3 separate regions of the Homo sapiens genome follow, and regions 1 and 2 are each linked to region 3. A link is a contact called in ENCODE Hi-C or POLR2A ChIA-PET data. All regions are on one chromosome and are shown on one strand. Each heading gives the region's core, a stretch centred on a gene start or an enhancer-like site at or near the end of the contact. The rest is flanking DNA. Distances are from core to core; before and after follow the strand shown. Region 1 holds the start of RARA-AS1 (RARA antisense RNA 1). Region 2 holds the start of PSMB3 (proteasome 20S subunit beta 3). Region 3 holds the start of MIEN1 (migration and invasion enhancer 1).

Region 1 (2,732 bases), core at 59-2,558, 610 kb after region 3:
AACTGGTACAAGGGAGGACGCCCGCCCCTCTTCCGTCCTTGTCCCCTCGCAGCCCCCTCCTCTCCCTGTACTCGGCGTCCCTCTGTACTCTGTGTACTCCTCATCTGGAGCCTTTCCCCCTTCCTGCTTCTCTCCTCTCCTCCCCCTTCCCAGGCTGCCCCCACTTGCCTGTCCACATGCCGCCTCTCCCTCTCGGTTCCCTGCGTTTCTCCCGCTGCAGCCGGACGCGCCGGGAATGGGTTAAGCCAGGGGCGGTGCCTGGACGGGGCGGGGCGGTGGAAAGGGGGTGGTGCCCGGAGGGGAGGGGGCGCGCAGAGCTGGGGTGGGGGGGCCGTGGCGCGTACCACCAGAGACCGAGCGAGTCGCCAGCTGCCCCTGGCCTGGCGGGGGCGGAACCGCGCGGGATCCCCACCCCCACCCGGAATCCTCGCCACGGAGAATCCCTGGAGAAGCCCCGGATCCCCGGCTGGGAGGAGGAAGTGCTCGTTGACCCCCAGCCCCGCGCTGATCCCGCCCCCGGCCTGCGGACTTGGGGAGCCGCTGTACTCTGCCTCGGACGCCACGAGACTCTAGACGGGAGTCCCCTCGAGGTGAAGCCGCTGAGTTCCCGGGCCCCGCCAGGCTTCCCTGGGAGAGCCGACGGACCCCCCCTCCCAGCACACACAACTTCCCTGCTTTTCACCGGGACTGGCGGAGCGGCCGGCGGACTTAGACGCGGGGACTTCAGGGCAGGGGGCGCCCCCTGCCCGGGTCACCAGTCGGGGCGAGGGGACGTCTCCTCTCCCCCAGCTGCTCTGCTCGGATGGCGCCGCCGGCTGAGTGACGGGGGCGGCGCGCAGGACTTCCCAGCTCGGACCTCTTGCCTTCGAGGGGAAAGATGTACGAGAGTGTAGAAGTGGGGGGTCCCACCCCTAATCCCTTCCTAGTGGTGGATTTTTATAACCAGAACCGGGCCTGTTTGCTCCCAGAGAAGGGGCTCCCCGCCCCGGGTCCGTACTCCACCCCGCTCCGGACTCCGCTTTGGAATGGCTCAAACCACTGTACGTACCGGCCTCTCAGTCTGCTGTTGTAGGGGGTGGGAGTGGGCGGTAGGGCTTCCACTACTACTCGGGGGTGAGAGTCCCGGGGTGTAGTGGAGGTCCTGTCTCTACCTTTCACTTAACCCGTGTTGCCCTTGCTGGACAATTGAACCCTCCCGGCCGCACCCTCCCCCCAGTAACCCTAAGTGCAATTTGTGTTAGATTAGGGCTGAGGAACTTTGAGAGTTCCTTCTTTCAAGCAACATTCCTTCATCTCTTGTTTCACTTCTTCCAGGAGAAATGAAGCCCAAGCCCCTTGCCCCCAGTTTATATCTTCTTGCCTGGAATCCAACAGCTTCACAGCAGGCTGGAGGGTGGGGTAAAGGTCCTGTCTGTGTGGGTTTGTCTGCTCCCGGGGGAAGGCCCCCCCGCCAGATCCCACTTGCCAAAGCCCGAGGGAGAGCCCCTTCCTGTGCGACAGCTGCTGCCCCCAGCCCTTGCTCTTGCGTCATTAGAGTGGGTGTCAGGGGAGCACTCAGTGTCTTTGGTATTGACAGTGGGGTGTGGCAGAAAGGGGCAACTTCATCAGACACCCGTCTGCCATCCTAACCTTCCATCTTGGCAAGGGGCACTGGGTCCTTATGGGGTTGTTGTCCTGGCCCCAGACACTTGGCTGTCATCTTTGAGGCTTTCATCCCCAGGAGTGGAGGGGAGAAGCTGCTCTGGTGAGAAGAATCCCTCTCCCCCTAATCCTAATCCGGTTTGTTCTCTGGGGAATGAGTTTGTTTTTGTGGGTCTGGGGCTGCTCTGGAAATGAGGACTGCATCCCTTCCCAGCTCCGCCACCGAGTCCTTTTGTTACCCTGACTTCACTTGGGGATAGGGCCAGGTCCTGGGCTGTGCCTTCCTAAGAGGGGCACTGATGAGAATCCTAGCATCCTGGCAGCCTGGTCACTTTCTCTCCTTGTTGCCCCCTGCCTGGGTGCAGGCTCCTCTGGGAGGAAGGGCTCTGTGCACACTCAGGAGCTCGGAGCACCAGGGTGTACACCTGGGCATTTTCCTGCGCAGCTGTGAGGCAGTGTACACTGGGTGGGCGGGAGCAGGCGCAAGGGGGTTATTGTTAGATGGCTCAGGTTTCTTCCCCTCCTGGGCTTTGGGCTCTTTGCTGGAGGGGAAGCTCTTCCGTGGAGGATCTCCCACCTTCCTGGACCTGCTGCCTCCCTCCTGCCTGCCAGGGAGGAGGGGTGGAGTGGGTCTCGGGGGGGCCCTGGCAGATTGGAGAAGGTTGAAGGGCAAAGGACTTACCCCACCCCTCTTGCTGGGAGAAGAGAGACCTGAGATGGACAGACAGCCCACCTCTGCCCTCCCAGAGCCACTTCTATCCCAGCTTTTCCTATTGTCCTGCCCCCGACCATTTCCTCTAGGGCCGAATCTGCTGTGTGGCTGTAGACACAAGAGGGAAGGTATCACCCTTGACTTTGGAAGAAGAGAGAGTGAGAGGATGACTCTAGGACCCTTTTTCTCATTCTCCCAGTGCTGGAGCAAGACCCCCCTCCCCTAGGGGGATAGTTGGAGCAGGGCTGCCAGAGTCACCCCTTCCACTGCCTTGGCCACCTTCTCCAGAGGGCTGGAGAGAAGCTGGGATCTGAGACCTTGGTCTCCAGCCCCTGTCTCTTCTTAGCCCATGGGGACAGCTCAGCTCTTCCTGGCCCAG
Region 2 (2,700 bases), core at 120-2,619, 980 kb before region 3:
GTCTCTCTCATTCTCTTCCCTTCCAAATGTAGTATTTGGAGACTGTAATATCGATTGAGGCAGACAATAGAAAACTGTCGAACCTCCACTGTAAATTCATTCTTAATCCTATGAAAAAATGCATCCTGAAACGTGTTGCATGCACAGTGAGACAAAAACCTGTGTCTTTAGGTTTCCTGCGATCTAGCTTGGAGGCGGGTTGGGGGGGTGTGGAGGGAAGTGCTGGAGAAATTATCCCATTATTGACTGAGCAGCAAAGAATTTTCAAGAACAGTGATTCTCCTAGAAAAAGTATTGCTGCTGCCATTTCAATGCAAAATTTGGCTTTTGAGTAAAAGGCTTAGGTTTTTATCTTCCGGGGAGAAAAAAAAAACCCAAAAGACAAAAAAAAAAAAAAAAAAGGTCATAGCGTCCCTGGGTGGGCTCGAACCACCAACCTTTCGGTTAACAGCCGAACGCGCTAACCGATTGCGCCACAGAGACCGAGTCGACTACCGGCGTAGTAGTGAGCCGAGTCAATGGGAGCGAGCCTGGACGGCGCAGACGCCGTAAGAGATGCCGCCATCGGGCGAAATAAGTGGAACCCGGGGGAGAAAGGGAAGGATCCTGATGGGGGAGGGAGGCGAAAGAGCTTGGGAGGAGAGGACGCGGGACGTGCACGCCCTTCCTCCATTGGAACGGCGAGAGGTCGACTCTGGCTATCCTCAGGTTCTACCTCAAACGTGGAGAGGCGCGGAACGTCCCTTTTTAGGGTGACCTGAGATTGAGGATACGTGAAGTCGGGCCGCAGGAAGTCCCCCAAATCAGAACAAGCTTCGGCTTCCAAACTCCCTTTCACAGCTGAACCCCTGCAGCCGCAAAATACCCGCGACGCCTACACGCGACGCCTTCCCCTTCCCACCTGCATCATTAAATTTCCATTTAATGGGCGCCTCCTATATACTAGGCACTGTTGTGGGCCAGTGAATATTCCGAGCCTAGGCAAGTGCCTGGTACACAGTAAACGCAGGATTTCTGGAGTGAATAAATAAGCTAGCACGACTAATACGACGAACTCATACATCACGTTGATAAGCGTCACGGTGCCCCTTCAGCTGGGGCCGCAGCTTCCTAAACCCAGTTTCACCAGCCCACGTGCGCGCAGGCTCCGCCCCCAGTCCCTGAGGTCCCGAGTCCAGGTCCGCCGAGATCCCACTATGCACCGTGTCGCAAGTCTCTTCCGCAGCCACAGTGACTTTTCACTTCCGCTTTTCCCGCCTCCGTTTTGACTTTGCAACCAAACTACCTGTACTGGTGACCGACAGGGACGTGTGACCAATAGAAAGCCCAGATGTCCAGGAAGAGTCCGCCTATCAGCCAATGAAGAGACAGCAGTGAGAGCGGTTGCGCAGTGAAGGCTAGACCCGGTTTACTGGAATTGCTCTGGCGATCGAGGGATCCTAGTACACCGCAATCATGGTGAGATGGGGAGTTAAAGCAAAGGGGCATGGGGAAGGATTGAGAAGCGGAGGGGGTCAGGAGAGGCTTGGGGACGAAAAGGGCCTAGGGTCGATGGAAGGAAGCGGTTTCAGTTCGAGGGGAGCGGGCCCCGGTGAGGACCAAGAGGGTGAGTGCGGCTCATTGCCGCCACACAGTGCTCATCCCAGCTGGAGAACCAGGGGTTCAGACGCCTCCGGAATGGAGAACGGGCGTACAGGAGCCTCCGCATCAGGAGCTGGGCCGGGGGCTGTGGCAGCGTTTGACCCCCCGCGCTGACCCCTCCGCTCTGTCTGTCCTAGTCTATTATGTCCTATAACGGAGGGGCCGTCATGGCCATGAAGGGGAAGAACTGTGTGGCCATCGCTGCAGACAGGCGCTTCGGGATCCAGGCCCAGATGGTGACCACGGACTTCCAGAAGATCTTTCCCATGGGTGACCGGCTGTACATCGGTCTGGCCGGGCTCGCCACTGACGTCCAGACAGTGTAAGTTTCAAGGGTCCCCGCCCACACCCAGGCCTCTTCTTGGACCATCCAACCCCGGCGTCTTGACCGGCCAAGGTGTCAGTCATCTACCACACACCACCAGTGAGTTTGAGACTTTGCCGCCTCCAAAAAACATGTCCTTCCCTTTCTTTTTTTTTTTTTTAGACAGGGACTTGCTCTGTCACCCAGGCTGGAGCTCAGTGGCATGATCTCAGCTCACTGCAACCTCCACCTCCCAGGCTCAAGCGATTCTCGTGCCTCAGCCTCCTAAGTAGCTGGGACTACAGGCGCGCACCACCATGCCTGGCTAATTTTTGTATTTTTAGTAGAGACAGGGTTTCACCATGTTGGCCAGGCTAGTTTCGAACTCCTGACCTCAAGTGATCCACCTGCCTCAGCCTCCCAAAGTGCTGGGATTACAGGCATGAGCCACCACACCTGGCCTGACTTTGATTTTGACAACAATTTTGAGCAGACAAGACAAGCCCAATAGAAACATCTTGCAAGCAGTTGGGGTTTTGTTATTACATCTCAGGGTTGGGGAAGCATTGGCAATGTGCCAAATCTATGGGAGCAGATTCTGGAGAGACAAAGTCTGTAGGGAGGGAAATAATGAGCGGCAGTTTGAGAGCTGAACGTTACATTTAGCAGTGAGGGGCGAAGAGAAGCCAGAGAAGAATAAGAGAGGAAAAGAACGGTGATAGGTTTTCAGGAGGGAATACGTGGTCACAGGGGGC
Region 3 (2,749 bases), core at 38-2,537:
TTACCGAGGCGAAGAGTGGACTGGGCTTTCGTGGGCACTTACCCTGGGAAGGGGGTATGAGGTGGCTGGAGAAGTGTTCATGGAGAGTGTCTCTCTCCTGCCCCCAAGGCCACGGAATCTTCTATTCCTTCTTTGTACCCAAAGGGCAAAGTGGAGGCCAGGGTCTCTTTGCTAAGGAGCTAAGTAGGGGAAAGAGGCAGGGGGAGCTCCCAGCAGGACCAAAGGGAGACCAAGGTTTGGACCCCAGAACAGAGCAGGAACCCAGAGTCCTGTGCAGTCACAGGATGACGCAGGGAGGACGGCTGTTGGTGATCTTTTCTAGGGTTTCTCCATTACTGGCTCTTCGGATGGCCTCAATGAGCTAGAGGAGTGGAATGACAGGATGATGCACTGTTGGGGTAGGGTGACCAAGAGGTCCTCCCAACGCTGTAAATACTCACATCTTTCTCATAGGGAAAGCCCCCATTCTCCAGCTTGGAGAACACCAGCTGTCCATTTATCTCTATCTCAAAGGCACCTGGTAAGAAATCAACAGATAAATGGTACACTGAGAACATAGGCAGAAGTCAGGAGTTCCTCCAAAGGGGTCCCCCGCCTTCAAGTCCCCCATCAATCCCACTGGAGACCCATTTGTAGCTCCTTAAGCAATTCCCCAACCCTGGGTCAACTCCAGGGAACCTGAGGGAGGCCTCGCCTGTGTGCCCCTCGCAACACTCAATAAAGGACTCCCTCCCCTCCAACCCTACACGATTGCAGTCTAATAGGTTTTTCCCCACAGGCCTCTGTGACACCCCCTGACCTATGGAAGGGAACTCATGTTGGCCGGACATTTTACCATGTGCCAGGCACTGCGGGCACTTTACATAAAGCAGCCAATGTCAGAACTAGAAAGCGGGAGAGCTGGGATTCAGAGCACAGACTGACCCAGCAGGTGTTCTGCGAGCCTCACCTGTGCCCCCGAGGCGCGACTCGATCTCGATGCCCGGATACTGCTCCTTCACAGCACTGGCCAGCTCCAGGTAGGTCGCCTCGAAGCCGCAGGGTTCACTGGGGAGTCAAGAGATGGGGCTGGGCTGGGGATTCGGGGGTGGGGCCTCCCGTGGACCCACCTCCGTCCGGCCCGCGGGACCAGGGTGCGGGTCCTCCAGCCGGGGCCGCTCACCAGTACTCCACCACGATGCGGACCCCACTGCCCGGCTCGACCTCCTCGGGAGGGGGCGCTACGGACGTCTGCCCCGGCTCCCCGCTCATCGCGGCCGGCTCCGCTCGGGCCCCTGCTTCCGGGTGTGACGCGAACCGCGGGCACGTGACGGGGCGGGGCCTCTGGAGCGGGGAGGGGCCGAGGGTGGCGTTCGGGCGCCCCCTGCGGGTCTCCGCCACTGCTACGTTTTGACCTCGTAGGGCAGCTCCGGAGCTCGCTCCCCGGGCAGGGGCTGGGTCCGGTCCAGACCCTCCTTCCCTGGCCCGGTCTCCCGGAGTGCCGGGCTTCCCCACTCCCCACTCCCGGTGTCCGCTGGACTTCATGGCTTCATTTACTCTAATGGACTATCTTAGACTGCAAAGCGCTTTTCAGTTTACAAAAGAAAGAGAAAGTGGTGGGGCAAGCATCCTGGGGATGGGGGTGGGTGTGGCTGATGCATGAAATAGTTGACATTTTCTCGCTAACATGCCGATGGCATTTTTTTTTTTTTTTTTTTTGAGACGGAGTTTCGCTCTTGTTGCCCAGGCTGGAGTGCAATGGCGCGATCTCGGTTCACTGCAACCTCTGCCTCCCGGGTTCAAGCGATTCTTCTGCCTCAGCTTCCCGAGTAGCTGGGACTACAGGCGCGTGCCACCGCACCCGGTTAATTTTGTATTCTTAGTAGAGACAGGGTTTCATCATGTTGGTCAGGCTGGTCTCGAACTCTTGACCTCAGGTGATCCACCAGCCTCGGCCTCCTAAAGTGCTGGAATTACAGACATGAGCCACCGCGCCTGGCCCAGTTTTTTGTTTGTTTGTTTGTTTGTTTTAGTAGAGACAGGGTTTCACCATGTTCGCCAGACTGGTCTCGAACTCCTGACCTCAAATGATCTGCCTGCCTTGGCCTCCCAAAGTGCTGGGATTACAGGCGTGAGCCACCACGCCCGGTGCTGATGGCATTTGGAACCACCCTGTAGTTACATACACAAGTGTTTCTGATCCCAAAGCTCTAAACTGCTTTTTCCAGTCTTTTGCAGCTGCTTCTTGCCTGCACTGGAAAACAGTAGATGCTCTTCAGGCTCTGTGCCCCCAACAGTTTCTGCGCATCCCTTCTCATCCAGCCTCTCACTGGGGGGCTGGCGTCATTATTCCCATTTTGCAGCTCTGGAAATGGAGTCTGCACAAGTCCTCGCTGCCTTTTCCCTGCCTACAGTACCACTATGGTATCCTAACACGCCACCCACTCTAGTGTCCCTTTAGGCTATTTATTTATTTATTTATTTATTTTGAGATGGAGTCTCACTCTGTCACCCAAGCTTGAGTGCAGTGGCGCGATCTTGGCTCACTGCAACCTCCACCTCCTGGGTTCAGGCGATTCTCCTGCCTCAGTCTCCCTAGTAGCTGAGATCATAGGTGCCAGCCACCACGCCCAGCTAACTTTTGTATTACTATTATTATTATTTTTTTGAGACAGAGTCTTGCTCTGTTGGCCAGGCTGGAGTGCAATGGTGCGATCTCGGCTTACTGCAACCTCTGCCTTCCGGCCTCAAGTGAGTCTCCTGTCTCAGC

The links. Hi-C counts contacts between places; a loop is a spot of excess contacts on that map. ChIA-PET counts read pairs that join two places held with the same protein, here RNA polymerase II (POLR2A). Pooled maps may share reads with other maps.
Region 1: a loop to region 3 is called in a pooled map, with 3 times the contacts of the local background. The contact joins the promoter of RARA-AS1 here to the promoter of MIEN1 in region 3. A Hi-C loop is called at or near these places in 1 of 50 pooled maps. POLR2A ChIA-PET finds 5 or more read pairs at or near these places in 2 of 52 experiments (WTC11 and naive thymus-derived CD8-positive, alpha-beta T cell).
Region 2: a pooled map shows a loop between it and region 3 (9-fold over the local background). The contact joins the promoter of PSMB3 here to the promoter of MIEN1 in region 3. A Hi-C loop is called at or near these places in 4 of 50 pooled maps. POLR2A ChIA-PET finds 5 or more read pairs at or near these places in 2 of 52 experiments (HCT116 and HepG2).

Annotation. Positions count from the first base shown.
Region 1 is chr17:40,341,828-40,344,559 of GRCh38, forward strand. RARA-AS1 (RARA antisense RNA 1) reads right to left here and starts at 1,309. Exons shown (of 3, transcript NR_110861.1): 1 at 1,049-1,309; 2 at 169-863. The region is part of intron 2 of RARA (retinoic acid receptor alpha); the gene reads left to right. RefSeq lists enhancers at 1-165, 201-751, 238-287, 752-1,301, 2,402-2,732.
Region 2 is chr17:38,751,372-38,754,071 of GRCh38, forward strand. PSMB3 (proteasome 20S subunit beta 3) reads left to right here and starts at 1,370. Exons shown (of 6, transcript NM_002795.4): 1 at 1,370-1,458; 2 at 1,779-1,963. The coding sequence starts at 1,456. TRN-GTT2-5 (tRNA-Asn (anticodon GTT) 2-5) reads right to left here and starts at 483; the gene lies at 410-483. It overlaps LOC100287808 (a long non-coding RNA gene), which reads left to right. Exons shown (of 1, transcript NR_149004.1): 1 at 1-381.
Region 3 is chr17:39,729,245-39,731,993 of GRCh38, forward strand. MIEN1 (migration and invasion enhancer 1) reads right to left here and starts at 1,288. Exons shown (of 4, transcript NM_032339.5): 1 at 1,163-1,288; 2 at 950-1,047; 3 at 441-517; 4 at 1-361. The coding sequence starts at 1,251. The coding sequence ends at 278. RefSeq lists a silencer at 970-1,529.